Regions from separate parts of the Mus musculus genome. Here region 1 is linked to region 2. A link is a contact called in ENCODE POLR2A ChIA-PET data. All regions are on one chromosome and are shown on one strand. The core of a region is the stretch at or near the end of the contact, and the rest is flanking DNA. Distances in the headings are between cores, read along the strand shown.

What was found. ChIA-PET counts read pairs that join two places held with the same protein, here RNA polymerase II (POLR2A).
Region 1: POLR2A ChIA-PET joins it to region 2 with 12 read pairs in embryonic stem cell. The contact joins the promoter of Rere here to the promoter of Eno1 in region 2. POLR2A ChIA-PET finds 5 or more read pairs at or near these places in 3 of 5 experiments (Patski and embryonic stem cell).

Annotation. Positions count from the first base shown.
Region 1 is chr4:150,279,040-150,286,047 of GRCm38, forward strand. Rere (arginine glutamic acid dipeptide (RE) repeats) reads left to right here and starts at 2,877. Exons shown (of 23, transcript NM_001085492.1): 1 at 2,877-3,036.
Region 2 is chr4:150,234,038-150,241,325 of GRCm38, forward strand. Eno1 (enolase 1, alpha non-neuron) reads left to right here and starts at 3,160. Exons shown (of 12, transcript NM_023119.2): 1 at 3,160-3,303; 2 at 5,436-5,529; 3 at 7,008-7,103. The coding sequence starts at 5,445.

The DNA of each region.
Region 1 (7,008 bases), core at 1,627-4,126, 45 kb after region 2:
AGTTCAATTCCCAGCAACCGCATGGTGGCTCACAACCATCTGTAATGGGATCTTGTGCACTCTTCTGATGTGTGTGTAAAGACAGCTCTGGTGTACTCATATAAGTAAAAAATAAATAATATTAAAAAATCATTAGCTATCTTCCTCATTTCTTTTTTAGCCATCATTAATTTAATTCATATTTTATTTATATATATGTTTGTGTTTCTTTTTTTTTTTTTTTTTTTTTTTTTTTTTAAAGATTTATTTATTTATTTATTGTAAGTACACTGTAGCTGTCCTCAGACACTCCAGAAGAGGGAGTCAGATCTCGTTACGGATGGTTGTGAGCCACCATGTGGTTGCTGGGATTTGAACTCCTGACCTTCGGAAGAACAGTCGGGTGCTCTTACCCACTGAGCCATCTCACCAGCCCCATGTTTGTGTTTCTTAATTTGTGTATGCACATATGTGTGCAGGTAATGCAGAGGCCAGAAGAGTGTGTCAGAGACCCAGCGGCTGACGTTGCTGCACTTGTGAGCTGCCCTGCATGGATGCTGGGAATTGCACTTCAGACCTCTGGGAGAGCAAGCAGCAAACATTATTAGACATCGAGCCAGCTCTTTATTCCCAAGTTCTCATTTTATTTGAAAGGGAAGAGTTTTTTCTTGTTGAAAGGTAGTAAGTGGTAAGGCTTAGTTGTGGGCCTTGGAGACTCAGCAGGTAAAAAGGCTCTTACTGCCAAGCTTAACTGCCTGAACTGCAAACCTGGAGTCCGTGGAGAGTGGACTAGAGAGACCCAAGACCCCCAAAAGCCTTCCTGGGATCACTGTAGCATGCATATACCCCTTATGAAGAAAAAAAATGTTAAATTAAAAAAAGACCCCATTTCCTTTCAGATCTCTTGGGCCGTACAGTTCAATGACATCTGCTAGTTGAAATTATTTTTAAAAGGAACTTTTGGATGTGGGAATTATAATCTGAATAGACACTCCAAAGAGAAAATTATCCCTCTATTTGAAATAGATGGGTGAATTATTTTAAGCCAAGCTCTATCCTTTAATTATTCTATTATATACAGACCTTAACTCCTCTGAGAAGAGTGTATGGTTTAAGGACACCAATAAGCATTTACAGAATATTAACAAACTAACAATAGGCTGATGATTCGCCCTGGACTCATGCCAGAGTCTGTGAAAGAACTCAATAAACATGATATGCATTTCAAAAACTGGTAATTATAATTAAAATTCCAAACCCCACGATCCTATAAATTATATTAAGTAGAATGGGAGCATTGGCTTGCCCTGGCTCAGGCTTATAGTATGTGGTACACATGGTGATAATGTCTTTGAGCATAGTGGGAATATAGTAATATTTTTTAAAGGTGATACTTGGATTTTCCTTTCCTTTTTTGTTGGCATTTTTAAGACAGAGTTTCCAAATGTAGCTCTGACTGGCCTGCAACTCACACTGTAGACCAGGTGGGCCTTAACCTTTAATTAAGATCTTCTTGCCTCTGGCTCTCTAGTGTTAAGATAACAGGTAAGAGCCACCAGGCCTTGGTGAAACTAGTCTACGCCTCCCCTCCCCCAACAGGGCACAGCTACTGCTCTCTTTAAAAGACTCTCCGTCGTAATGGTCTGTTCTTTATTACTATTTTTTTTTAAAGTCATATGTGTGTGTGTGTGTGTGTAGGTTTGTGCACATGGAGGCTAGAGGAGTGTTGGATTTCTCAGAGCTGTAGTTACAGGCAGCTTTAGCAGCCTGATGTGGGTGCTGGTAACCGAAGTGGGGTCTTCTGCAAAGAGCAGTTGAGCCCTGTTCTTTATTACTTAATGAGGCCTTTTATTATTCTCATCAATAAGCAGCACAATTCACCAATTCACATTTTCTTTTCTTTTTTTTTTTTCACTTCAGTTTCGGTCAAACATTATTTTTAAAACATTATGAACTACCCATCAGAACAAATAACTTCGAATCCACTCTGTAGCTCCCCTTGAACCTCAAGGAATAGGAATCTGTCTCTTAAATGAAATAAGCAATTATGGCTCTGGTAATAATAAGAGCAAGGGGACAGTCGCCAAGCCCACCCCTAAGACCGACCCGCTTGAGGTAGACCATCCCGAGGGTCAGTACAGGGCTGGCCGCTGGGAGCTCTGCCTGTGGCCGAGCAGGGCGGACCAAGCACAAAGCCGCGCCTGGGGCGGGGAGCCCATCTCCCAGGTTCCGGCCGCCGCCCGGAGCGTGCACTAAGGGCTCGGCCGCGCCGCCACCAAAGCCTGGCCTCTCCCCTTGCCTTGCCTTCTGCTCATTTTATTAAAAAGGAAGAAAAAAAAAAAAAAAGAGAGAGAGAAGAAAAAAAAGGAGGAAAAAAAGAAAAAAAAAAAAAAAAAAGAAAATGGAAGAGCGAGCTGGAGCAAACATCCCGCCCCCAGGCCCGCCTTCCGCCTCCTATTGGCCCGTCCTCTACTGACGTCACGAAGAGACAGACCAATGGTGATGGTCGATACTGCGAGGTGGGCCGGGCCCGAGCGCGGAGTGGGCGGCGGGTCGGCGCAGCAGCCCCGCGGCTCCGCCACCATCGCGGAGGTGCCGCTGCTCCCACAGACGCTCGCGAGCCGCCCCCCGCGCTCCGCAGCCTCTCGCCCCGCCGGGCCTCGGTCCCCGCCTCCTTCCCCGCGCCTCGTCCCCTCACGCGCTCCCCACCTTGTTTCCGCCTCATTTTCTCTCCTAGTTGAGGGGTAGGAAAAAAAAAAAAAAACCCTACCATCCTCCGGTGGGAGCCACTCGCCCTCTGGGAAAAAAAAATCCACAAAACCAGACATGGTCCTGGGCTCCCACTGCTGAAGGCTTGGCCCACCCGAGGAGGTCGAAGTCCCGGCAGGGAAGCCCCGCAGCCCCCCGGTGTCGCATCCCCGCGGGCCGGCCCCTTCGGCCCCGCGCCCACCGCCCTCGGTCCGCCGCCGGCCCCCGCGGCCTCCCTCCCGGTCCCTGCACTTTCCCCGGAGCCCGGCCGCCACCCCTCTCATTGATGGTGTAGCGCCCGAGGGGAAGGTAAGTGTCCAAGTTGTCAGCGCCGCGCCGCGGGCGCCCCTCCTCGGCCCCTCTTTCTGGGGTCGGAGTGCTCTGGGTGGGCGGTGGGGCTCGGCCGGGAAAGCCGAGGCGGAATGCGAAGGGTGAGAGTGGAGGCGAGCCCTCGGGGAACCATGGGCCGGACGCTGCCTTTGGTCCTGTGCGAGCCAGGTGACTGTACTACGTGCTTCTTGACCCCTGCTCTCTCTTGGCTTCTTAGGCACGCTCTGGAACTAGTCTGAGGTTAAACTGTTACACGCCACTAGCTGAGCAGCTCAACTGTGAGAGGGAAGGACCCGAAGCTGTGCATTTCTTGGATATTTGTGAATGTGGGGGTCTGGGAACGGACTCATTAAAGTCTCATTTCACATTAGGAGGAAGACTCCTCCTTTGTGTCTCTCTTCTCAGGCTCTGTGATTCCAAAATTAGGGAACCAAATACCACTTGGAGCGGCGTAGAATTCTGTCATGATTTTAAGTTCTGCTGTCTGAAGGAGGGTGCCTTCTTTCTTTCTTTATATTTTTTTAGGGTTATGGGAAGAAGGTAGTTTTACATCGAATGGGGTGTGTGTTGTGTTGAGGGAGTATTGCAGGTTTCCTTTGAAACTGTTCGCTTGAGAAGTTGTTGAAATGAAAATAAAATGATTCATTGTTGAATAGTCATTATCCTCTGTCTCTTTTCCAAGGTTTGCTTACTTTTTTTTTTTTTTTTGATTACAGACTTCAAACATTGATTTCAGCAGAATGTGCCCTTGAGAAACTGGGTGCTTTAAATGTTTCAGTATGTGCTGCTATTTTAAGGTGGCTCTGAAAAAGTAGTTTTGTATGAATCTTGAAATAGCCTTCTGCAAAGCAATTCTTAAGACTAAACAAAACAAAACAGATTAACTAGTGAGTGTGAGCTTGGTGGATTACAAAACAGACATTTAGTGCAGCTCAAATGAATAATACATCCTAGGTTAGATTTCAAATAGCTTTTATAATTGCTTTCCATTTAAAGAGAGACCTTTTTGTCTGGTGTACACTGGTTTCTTTAGTCTCAGTCTGATGGGGGAGGGGAGGGAGAGGATTATCTATACAATAATAAAATCATCTTTGGCGAGATATTTCCTTCCATGGATTTGCTTGCTGAGTTAATTCCACTCTAAATTGCAAACCGTTTTTGATTTTGATGGCCTAGTCTGGGTGAAAGCCTGCCTTCCAGTTTTCTCTGTTGTTGAGGTCGAAGGGAAGAGGCAGAGGCAGAAGCAGACACACACAGAGACACAGACACACCACACACACACACACACACACACACACACAACCAGGCAGAGGGCTCATTGTTCTTCCATACAGATATCCATTCTCTCTCTCCCATATTTGGGGCTAGGTTTGCACAGACAAACACGGCTCTTTTGGGGAGGGATGAGAGGAGATGGGGGATGGGAAGGTGCTTTTCTTGTTCAGTTTTCTTTCACCCATTTCACATCTGCCTTTTTTTTTTTTTTTGCAACCTTGCAAGGCAGATGAGTACATGGGACACTAAAGGACACTGTGGAACGCTTTCAGAAGACTCCTGTTTCCCTCCCTGCCTTTGCAGCCCTGCTTTCTGCTGCTTGCTCTTTTCCATCTGTGTAAAGATCAACTCTGTCATGGTGGTCTTGCACTCTCTGCTTTCCATTCCTTGAGACCCCTGGCTCTGTTAGGGGCAGATTTGTTCACTTGATTTTTATTTTGCTGAGTGTGACTGGGGCCTTTATAAGTAGAAATAGGTTGTCTCAGTTAAAATGATAAAGACTATTTGAGGTTAATATGTTGCAGTATTTTGTGTGAGTGTGTGTGAGTGTGTGTGTGTGTGTGTGTGTGTGTAAGAGAGAGAGAGGGAGAGAGAAATTGATTTGATTGATGGTCCTTGATCCTTGACTTATCAATATAGTTTTTCCCCTCAATAGTGTTTTAAGAAAAGATCTGGTTTTCTGGTTGGGGACTGAGGTAGAGGCCCCCTGGAATGCTGGACCGGACTGAGAGTCCACCTGGCTAAATCCTGCTCTGGGCCAAGGATGGAGGTTAATGTGAATACATGTGGCTTGCAGAATAGCACCTTCTACTGGTTAATTGCTTTGACGATCCAGTGAAGAGGATGGGGGAGGGGATTAACGGCTGAGGCTTAATGATTTTCTTTTAAACACAGCCGCTGTGCCTTTCTGCAAATGCCACTTCCCCAGGCTGCTAATACAGATGCCCTTTGACAGGCACACTTGCGTCGCAGCCTTATTATGTTATTGGCTGTGTCTTGACATTAATTTGTTCTGTTATCAGGGGTATTTTCACATTGTGTCTTCCAAGGACTCCTTTGAATTGATGCTCTTTCTTTCTGTGAGAAGTGTAGTTTGTCTTAAACTAGAAAACAAAATAGGGGCTTATTTGCATTCCAGGTGTAGGAAACTATATACACCAGCAGCTCTTTAAGAATTTTTTTAGTATCATTAAAAAAATAAACTTACAGAAAGTAAAATCCTAGCATTAGAGATTTCCTCTGGGATTTAGACACCCACTCTGCCAAAGAGGCTGAGGAGAAGTTGGGTTGAAAGTCTCACTAAAATCAGTAGTTTTGTTAGGTAGTGGTGCTGTGTTCCAATACTGTTTTCAAAAATCATATCAATATTAATAAACAGGAACCTGAGAGAATGGCTTATGGCTTCATTTTTTTTTTTTTTTTTTTTTTTTTTTTTTTTTAAAGATTTATTTATTTATTATATGTAAGTACACTGTAGCTGTCTTCAGACACACCAGAAGAGGGAGTCAGATCTTGTTACGGATGGTTGTGAGCCACCATGTGGTTGCTGGGATTTGAACTCTGGACCTTCGGAAGAACAGTCGGGTGCTCTAACCCACTGAGCCATCTCACCAGCCCCATTTTTTTTTTTTTAATAAACTGGAGGCTAGCAAAAATTTGACTGTGTATACAGATTGACACAGAAGATTGTGGATTCCTCCTCAGAGTCTTCTGAATTTATGTGCAATTTCATAAATAATCTGTTGATAAATGCCTCCCAGGAGTTTATTGTCATGGATGCAATGACCAGTTAGAGGGGGCAGATGTCTATTCTAGAGTGGTCATTCTTAAGAAAGCCATTGCTAATTCACTTTAGGTCTGAAAGCTTGTCTCATAGTCCTTAAGGTTGAGCACCTTTACGGCGTAGCGCAAACAGTTCAAACGTATTTACTTAGTGGGTATATACTCATGTACCTTCCGGTCAGTGTAGACTCTGTCAGGGTTTTGTTGAAAACAGACTGGAGTATCCAGAAGCCAATTTGAGCCAAAAAGGTTAACTAAATCAAGAAATAAAATATTCCAGTACTTTTTTTTTTTTGTTTTGTTTTTGTTTTTTCGAGACAGGGTTTCTCTGTGTAGCCCTGGCTGTCCTGGAACTCGCTCTGTAGATCAGGCTGGCCTCGAACTCAGAAATCCGCCTGCCTCTGCCTCCCAAGTGCTGGGATTAAAGGCGTGTGCCACCACGCCCGGCTATATTCCAGTACTTTTTCACTTAGTGGGTAGTAAACCAAGTTTTTGAAAAAGAAGACAGTATCCACAGCCAGGTCCTGCAGTATAATACACATAATGTCAAGCTGATACTGAAGAGCAGGGTCAGGGGCTGGAAGATCAGGCGTCCTGCACATGAGCTGCACCCTCAGACTGGTGTGTGGTGACTATTATTATGGATATCCTGAGCACCTACTGCTTTAAAATTGGTTTTGAATTTTTCACATCTTGTTCAAATCTCAGTAATCAGTAAAACATTTAAGCAGTAAAATCAGTTGTATATACTGAGTTCCTTTGGGAACTCTGCGCTTTCCTGCTAACTGCTTTTGGCAGCTACTTTTACAATTGATTTAAAGGTTAAGATAGCAGGAAATTCATTTTTTTAAGTGAATCGTTAGTGTAACCTAGCTGTGAACTTCATCTCCCCTT
Region 2 (7,288 bases), core at 1,910-4,409:
TATGTAAGTATACTGCAGCTGCTTTTAGACACACTAGAAGAGGGCATCTGATCTCATTACAAATGGTTGTGAGCCACCATGTGGTTGCTAGGATTTGAACTCAGGACCTTCAGAAGAGCAGTCAGTGCTCTTAACCACTGAGACATCTCTCCAGCCCCCCCCCCCCCAAGCCCCGATTTTATTTTTGCAAATTGAATCAGAACTTGAATCTTGCCCAAGGCAGTTGTGTACAAAAAGTTAAGGATGCTTCACAGAACAAACTTGAACACGAGTATTCTGCAGGGCCCAGCAAATTGCTCTATAGCCAAGGGTGGCTTTGAACTCCTGATCCTTCCAATTCTGCTTCCCAATTGCTGTGATTACAGGTTTGTGCCACCATCCCCGAGTTATTCCATGGCTTTTGTGTGTGCTGCAGAGGTACTCTACCAGCTAAGCTACATGGCCAGCCCTAGGTCCACTTCCCCAAAGAGGTATGTCACATTCTCAGTTGACTAGAGGTTTCAGCCAGGTGGGTCACAGGACTTATACTGGTCTTTCAGTCTAGTGTCCAGCTGCAGACACCCTGCAGTGCTTTCAAGTCTGACATTCTATAGTCTTGGTAATTTATTTCCTCTCCCCGTGCCTTTGATCTGCCACTGCCATACAACTGCCCAACTAGCTACTGCCAGTGAGAAATGACAACTGAATGCCTGTAATGAGGTAAATGGCCCTGTGCTGACTGCAGATGACTGTGAGCAGGGCCTGAAACAGAACCATGGAGACAGAGTGCGTGTGGCAGGGCAAGGCTTGTGGAAAAAGATTCCTGTTAGAGCCACAGTTTGAGGTTGAAATGCTGGCTCGGGACACTGTGTGGATACCTCCAGAAAGCTGGCAACAGCAGCTGCCTGAGAGAATGTTCCACTGTAGATTCTTGCCTGATTCACTGGGTCTAGCAGACAGCTGTTTAATTCTATCTTTATCTCCCCGGCTGTTTTAGTGTAAAATGAGGAGGTTGTCCAGAGCCCTCTCAGTGCCACGGTCTTAGATGCACACAGAAAAGAAGAGTTCAGAGTGTATGATTTCTCGAGGTTCTTATAAAACTTGGGAGAGGGCTTTTGGTTTAGTTGCTGAGTCATGGGACTAGAGATAATTGGTTTATGCAGCCAACACAGGTTCGTGTATTGCTGGGGAAGTCTCATTTTACAATCTCCTTGATGTTTCTTTGTTTAATTTGATCCCAAAGATCTTCTTTAGCAATGGAAACTGTTTCCTGTACTAACACCTTGGACACAATAACCCTTCGTTTTCCCCAGTGCCTTGGAAACCTTGGTTAGGAGCTGCCTGGAGCAAAATGCTAAGGGTTAAGCAGCTTCCTCTAGCTGACTAGAAGATATAATAACCAGTTAAGAACACAATGCAGTCTCTTTATGAAAGACAACAGAGAAAAGATAGAAACATAGGACGTTAACTCCCAGACTCACAACCCAAGAGAAACGTGGGAGAAAATACAACAGAAAGTGATGTGTTCCCTTCAGTTCTATAGTGAAGTGTGTGCACGGCAGGAGTTGAAAGCCGATTTCTGTAGTGTTTGAGATGAGATCGGGTCCCTAGGCAGCTCAAGTTTGTCTCGATTTGATGGCTACTTTTTTTCTTTTGATTAGTATTACACATTGTGGTTGGGGATGGAGGTCAGAGGACAGCTTGATCAGGTGTGACTGACTGCAGGTGCCTTTGCCCCTGAGCCATCTCGTGGGTTCCAAGATAGGGTTTTGTTTGTCTGTCTTATTTTAAAATATTGTTTGGTTTTGGGTTTGTTTGTTTGGTTTTTTTTGGACAGGGTTTCTCCTTGTAACTTATCTGTTCAGGAACTAGCTCTGTAGATTAAAGGCTCACATTAGCACTGACTGGCTAGCTATCATCACTTTTATTTTTTCTCTTTTCTTCATTTCTTTCTTTTTCTCTTTTCTTTTCTTTTCTTTCTTTCTTTCTTTCTTTCTTTCTTTCTTTCTCTTTCTTTTTTTTTTTTTTTTGACAAGGTCTCATCACTATGCCCCATCTGAATTAGAATTCACTATGTAGACCAGGCAGGCCTTGAACTCAGAAATCCGCCTGCCTCTGCCTACCCACAGCTGTGGTTAAACACCAGCTTTATTTTCTTCATCAGAAGGGTGAAATGGCTCCACCCTGCGCTTCCGGACGTTTGTCACATCATTGTGGAATATTACTAGTCTAGACTTTTGAGAAATGCGTCGGGACGACTTGAGTATGAGTCTCAAGAACTGGTAGGTCAAGAACATCGAGGCCACAAGCAGGGGAAAGAAGTATTAGATCTTTAAACAAAGGAACATTAACATGGATGAAGAATAAATCCACACTGAGCTAGTACACCAGAGAAGTAAGGAAAGTTCTAAAGTAGGGTGGAGTGGCTGGGTGGGTGTAGCACAAAGGTACTGCCTTATTAGCGTGAGCTGGACAGTAGGATTCGGTACCCTCCACACAGTAACAAATGATTAGGTAATATTAAGGGAAAGGTCACTTTCCCTTGGCTACCTCGGCCTGAGACTCACTACAGCAAGGACAAAAGGACGGGGTCACCTTGGCAGATGGCACCAGAGAGCCAGGACCAGCGGCGAGGGCGCTCAGTGCGCAGGCGCAGTATCCATGCATTTCCCCCTCATCCCCCCCACCCCCACCCAATTCCACGCGGGAGTGAGGCCCTCTGGCCGCGCATCAACGTTTCCACACCGCCGGGGGCTCCAGAACCTCCCGGTGGGGGGTTGGCCGGCTGGAGGGCCGAGCCGCGAAGGTCATCAGCAAGGTCGTGGGCCGGACGTGTGGCGCCGCAGCCACGCCGAGTGCGTGTGAGACTCGGAGTACGTGCGGCGGGCTCAAGCCCTCATGCCCGCCGCGCAGCCCAGCCCCGCCCCGCCCCGCATCCGGGCTCCGTAGACCCTCGGCCGGGCCCCAGGTTCCCAGCCGGAGGCTCGCCAGGCATTCCAGCTATGCCCCAAGCAGGCTAGGCCCAGAAAGGCAGGACAACCCCCGCCCCCGTGCCCTCGCCCCTAGTCTGGGCAGGCCGAGCGGCCGCCTCGGTCACGCTCTTCTATTGGAGTGATGGCACGCTGAGCCAATGGGGAGGCGGCGCGGAGGGAGGGCGGGCCCGAAAGGGGAGAACTGGGCGGGGCTTAACGAGCAGGAAAGGAAGACAGAGTGGGAGGCGCTTAGTGCTGCTCCGGTACAGGGTCGCGCTCGCGTCTGTCCTTAAGGCTCTCCTCGGTGTCCACGGCACCCTCTTTCCTTGCTTTGCAGCGATCCTACTGCCAGGTATGGTCCTTGTCTCCACCGGGGTCAGCTCTCCTACTAGCTTCGCTTGGGGACCCGGTGGGCACGTGCACCCACTAGCCTGGGCGGGAGCCGCTATCCGGGGAGCACTCGGGTCAGCCTCGTGGAAGGACGCAGGCTCTTGGAGGGTGGAGGTGTGAGCCCCACCAGTGATCACCGAGTTTCAGGGTTGCAATGTAACCGGGTTCCCAAGCAGACAACAGCAAATGCAGACCACGGATGATCGCGGCCGTGGAGAATAGAAAAGTACTTTCTGTGTAGTTAAGTGGAAGGTTTCAGAGGGAGGGAGAGCAACTTAAACCCCCGATGCTCATTAAATCCTTTCTCAGAATGGAAGGGCCAGAAATAAGGATGCCCAAGAGGCAGAGCGCCACACCCTAGTAGATCCTGCTGGGGCTGTAGCTCCTGGACCGCAATCGAGCGTCACTGGGCGGGAGTGGTCCAGCCCATCTCTGCTGTGGAATATTCCTGACCTGTGAGTGTCGGTTAGGTACTAAGAGTAGAGGAAATTGCAGCAGTCCCGTTGGATAATTGGGAAGCCCTCAGGAGACCTCGACGCAATTAGGCAAGAGCTACAGGTTTCCTGGGTGGCTACTAGCCGGCCGTGAACTGACTTAAGATGCATTTAAGAAAACTTCCTGTTCGTTCTGGCCTAGGCAGTGTGGTTCCTTGGCTGACTCGCTTTCGGGATAGACCACAGCTAGTCTGCTGATTAGCCTGACCGATAGGTCCACTTTTCTGCCCTTGGTCTGGCGTTCAATCCAGATAAAGACAGAGTGGGTGAGATTTTCTTCCTTTGGTTAAATACGTTTGCTGCCTAGCCTAAAGATCCAAGCTAGATAAAAAGGGTGGAGGGAGGGATCAACTCCTACAAGTTGTAAGGTCTTTGCAGAGCAAAGTGTGGCACGTGGGTGCTCCTCCGCCCCCATAAAGGAACCAGCCATGGAGATGCACACATGAAAGTGTAGCGCTAGGGATGCTGAGGCTGGAGGATCACTGAGTTCTGGTCAGTCTGGCATTCATAGAATCGGGCGAGTAAGAGAGAAGACAAAAGAGTATGGTTGAGGAATAGTAAGGTTTTGTAACATGGTAGGTAAAAAGTAGATACTTTATTCTTGGTGAGTGTACAAAGATCCTTTGTCTTAGAGAAGACAAAACCACAGAAGTAACTTCTGTGGAAAAAAAAGCTGCCTTTGCTTCAGTGCTTGCCACAAAAGATGTGAGGAACCTAGTTAGATAATAATAGCCTCTGAATGCTGTATTGTCTTCATGTCTCATCCAGTTTAGCTACAGAATCTATTTGGTTTCTTTCTTGGAAAGCCTGCTGGGGAAGAAGTAAGAAAGGGACTTGCAGTTTGTTGCCAAATATCCTCTTCCTCTCAGGATGTTTTTCTAATTAAACATCTACTTTGAATACCTTTTAAAAGCGAGACAAGGTGCCCTTTTGAAATGTACTAACCAGAAGTCCTAGCTCTTGCCTAAATATGGCGGAGATTGAACCCAGGACCTCCCACGTGCTAGCCAGCATGGCCACCAGGCCAAGAATGGCAGGATCATTGACCACAGGCCAAGGAGTTTGGGGTTCTGGCCTCCTGCCTCACACTTTCTTACTGGTTATCAAATCTGTGTCAGCTGAATATTCTGCTCTTGTCATGGGTGCAATTTGATGAATTAGGGTTTCTCTTTTTCCCACAATTAAACTGCTTTGAAATGTCACATTTCCCTCTGGTCTCCAGGTCAGTTTAACCTCTGACCTTCCTTCACTGTTGCTTCCCACTTCCTTCTCTGTGGAGCCAGAACACTGTTCTATGCAGTCAGAGGATTTAATTTGCCCACAGTACAGGTAGCTTCTGAGGGCTTTCTGTAGGAGTGGTTTATTTCATTGTGCCATGTTGACCTCAAGCTTGGCGGGAAGTCCAAGCCACCGACCTGCTGTGTAAGGAGTAGTCCTCGCTCCCCAAACCCTCACTGATGAGTGACTTTCCTGTATGTTACCTAACGCATAGCCCATTTGGTACCTGTCAAGTCCAGGACCCCTCAGAGGTGATGGCCTTGGAATGAATTAACCTCTGTGTCACTGTTTATTGGTGATATGAATGTTTTTCCTCCTACAGAAATTCGCCATGTCTATTCTCAGGATCCACGCCAGAGAGATCTTTGACTCCCGTGGGAATCCCACTGTTGAGGTCGATCTGTACACCGCAAAAGGTACATGCACCCACTCTGTTTCTTGGTTTCTTCTCACTGAGAATGGGGTCAGGGTGGCAAGGCAGAGTCCCTCTGTCTGATCCTTCCACGCACTGAGATTACAGGCATCTGCCACCATGCCTTGTTTCTTGGTATTTAAGACAGGATGTGGGTTGGGTTCACTGGGACGGGGAAGTAAGGGAGGGCAAGTTCCAAATTCACACCACAGCGTTGTAAAAAAAAAAACTTACATTAAGAAATTGTCTGGGTGTGGTGGCTAAAGCTTTTAATCTCAGCACTTGTGCCTGCTGCAAGGGGGAGAACTTTTTGAGACTAGCCTGGGCTACACAGCAAGGCCTAAATTGCTCTACTAAAAAAAAAAAAAAAAAAACTCAAGCCCAACCTGTGCTAATTTCAGCATCTGCATTCAGAGGTGCGTGTAGTGGGTGCAATAGGAAAGAGACCCGAGGAAGATGTGGCAATGGACCCGAAGAGCTCTGAGGGCCTGCCAGTCTGAGCTGAGTCATTGTGTGACTCAGAATTCAAGCACCAGAGCGCAGCCCTACCTACCCATTGTCCCATCCCCCAGGAAATGAAGGCTCCTCAAATCATCAGGGAGAGCCTGCCTGTGCACTGCCGCCTTTGTCTTTGCTAGGGCTTCTCTGCTGTGACCCGGTGAATACCAAGAATGCTAGGTGGCATCAGGTGTCAGATAACAAGGGATAGCTCCACCTACTGGTGACATTGTACATGACATAAGGTTTCTTAGCAAGGGATGGCTCCACCTACTGGTGCAGCTTTATGCTTAAAGACAAGATGGAAGGGCATCTCACTGTAGCCCTTTTTAAAGACTTTAATTTTTTAATTTAATTTCTTAAGACTTTAGTCTTAATGCTTTCACCTGCCAGTTAAGAGCAGTATTTACAATAATTAGTATATTTTGCATAAGACCTCCTGTGTTTGTAGCCCACACTGGTCTCAAATCCTCTTTCTTGGGTGCTGAGATTAGAGCTGTGGGCCCCACTATTGGCCTAAGTCTCTGTGAGTGCAGGGGTGGGGGGGGGTGATTCAGATAGGAAATGCCTGCTGTTCAGACATGAGGCTCAGGGTCCAATCCCCAGTAGCCACATAAAAACCCAGGCCTAGCAGCAGCACTGGAGGGACAGGATGTCAGCTAATGCTGCCAAATTGGTAAACCCCAGGCTCAATGAAACCTTGAGTCAACGCCTGGCTTCCACACCTTGTCTTAGATTGAAGTGAGTGAGATTTTTATGTATTGTCTAAATGTTCCTGAGGGTTGAACTCTGCACACAGTGCAGATAGTACTGGGGTGGGGGGATACTTGATTTTTTTTTTTTTTTTTTTTTTTTTTTTTTAAAGAAGAGTCTTGCTTTGGTCCCCTTTGGCCTCAGACTCAGATCCTGCTGCCTCAGCCTCCGGTGTTTTGGGATTACAGGCATGTGCCATGCCCAGTGCTGAATTTCGCACCTCTATTCCAGGTCTCTTCCGAGCTGCGGTGCCCAGCGGTGCGTCCACTGGCATCTACGAGGCCCTAGAACTCCGAGACAATGATAAGACCCGCTTCATGGGGAAGGGTAAGGATGGGAACCCAGTCACACCCTCACTCGCCAGCCCCTCTTGCGTTCCCCAGGCATTCTCACCTGTAGCACTCCTCACATAGGAAAGGCAGCAGGGTAGCCTACCAACACCCACCTTCCTAAGCCTGGAAACCTGGCATGGAAGTCCTAGGAGACTGGTTGCTGATCTGCTAATATCACTT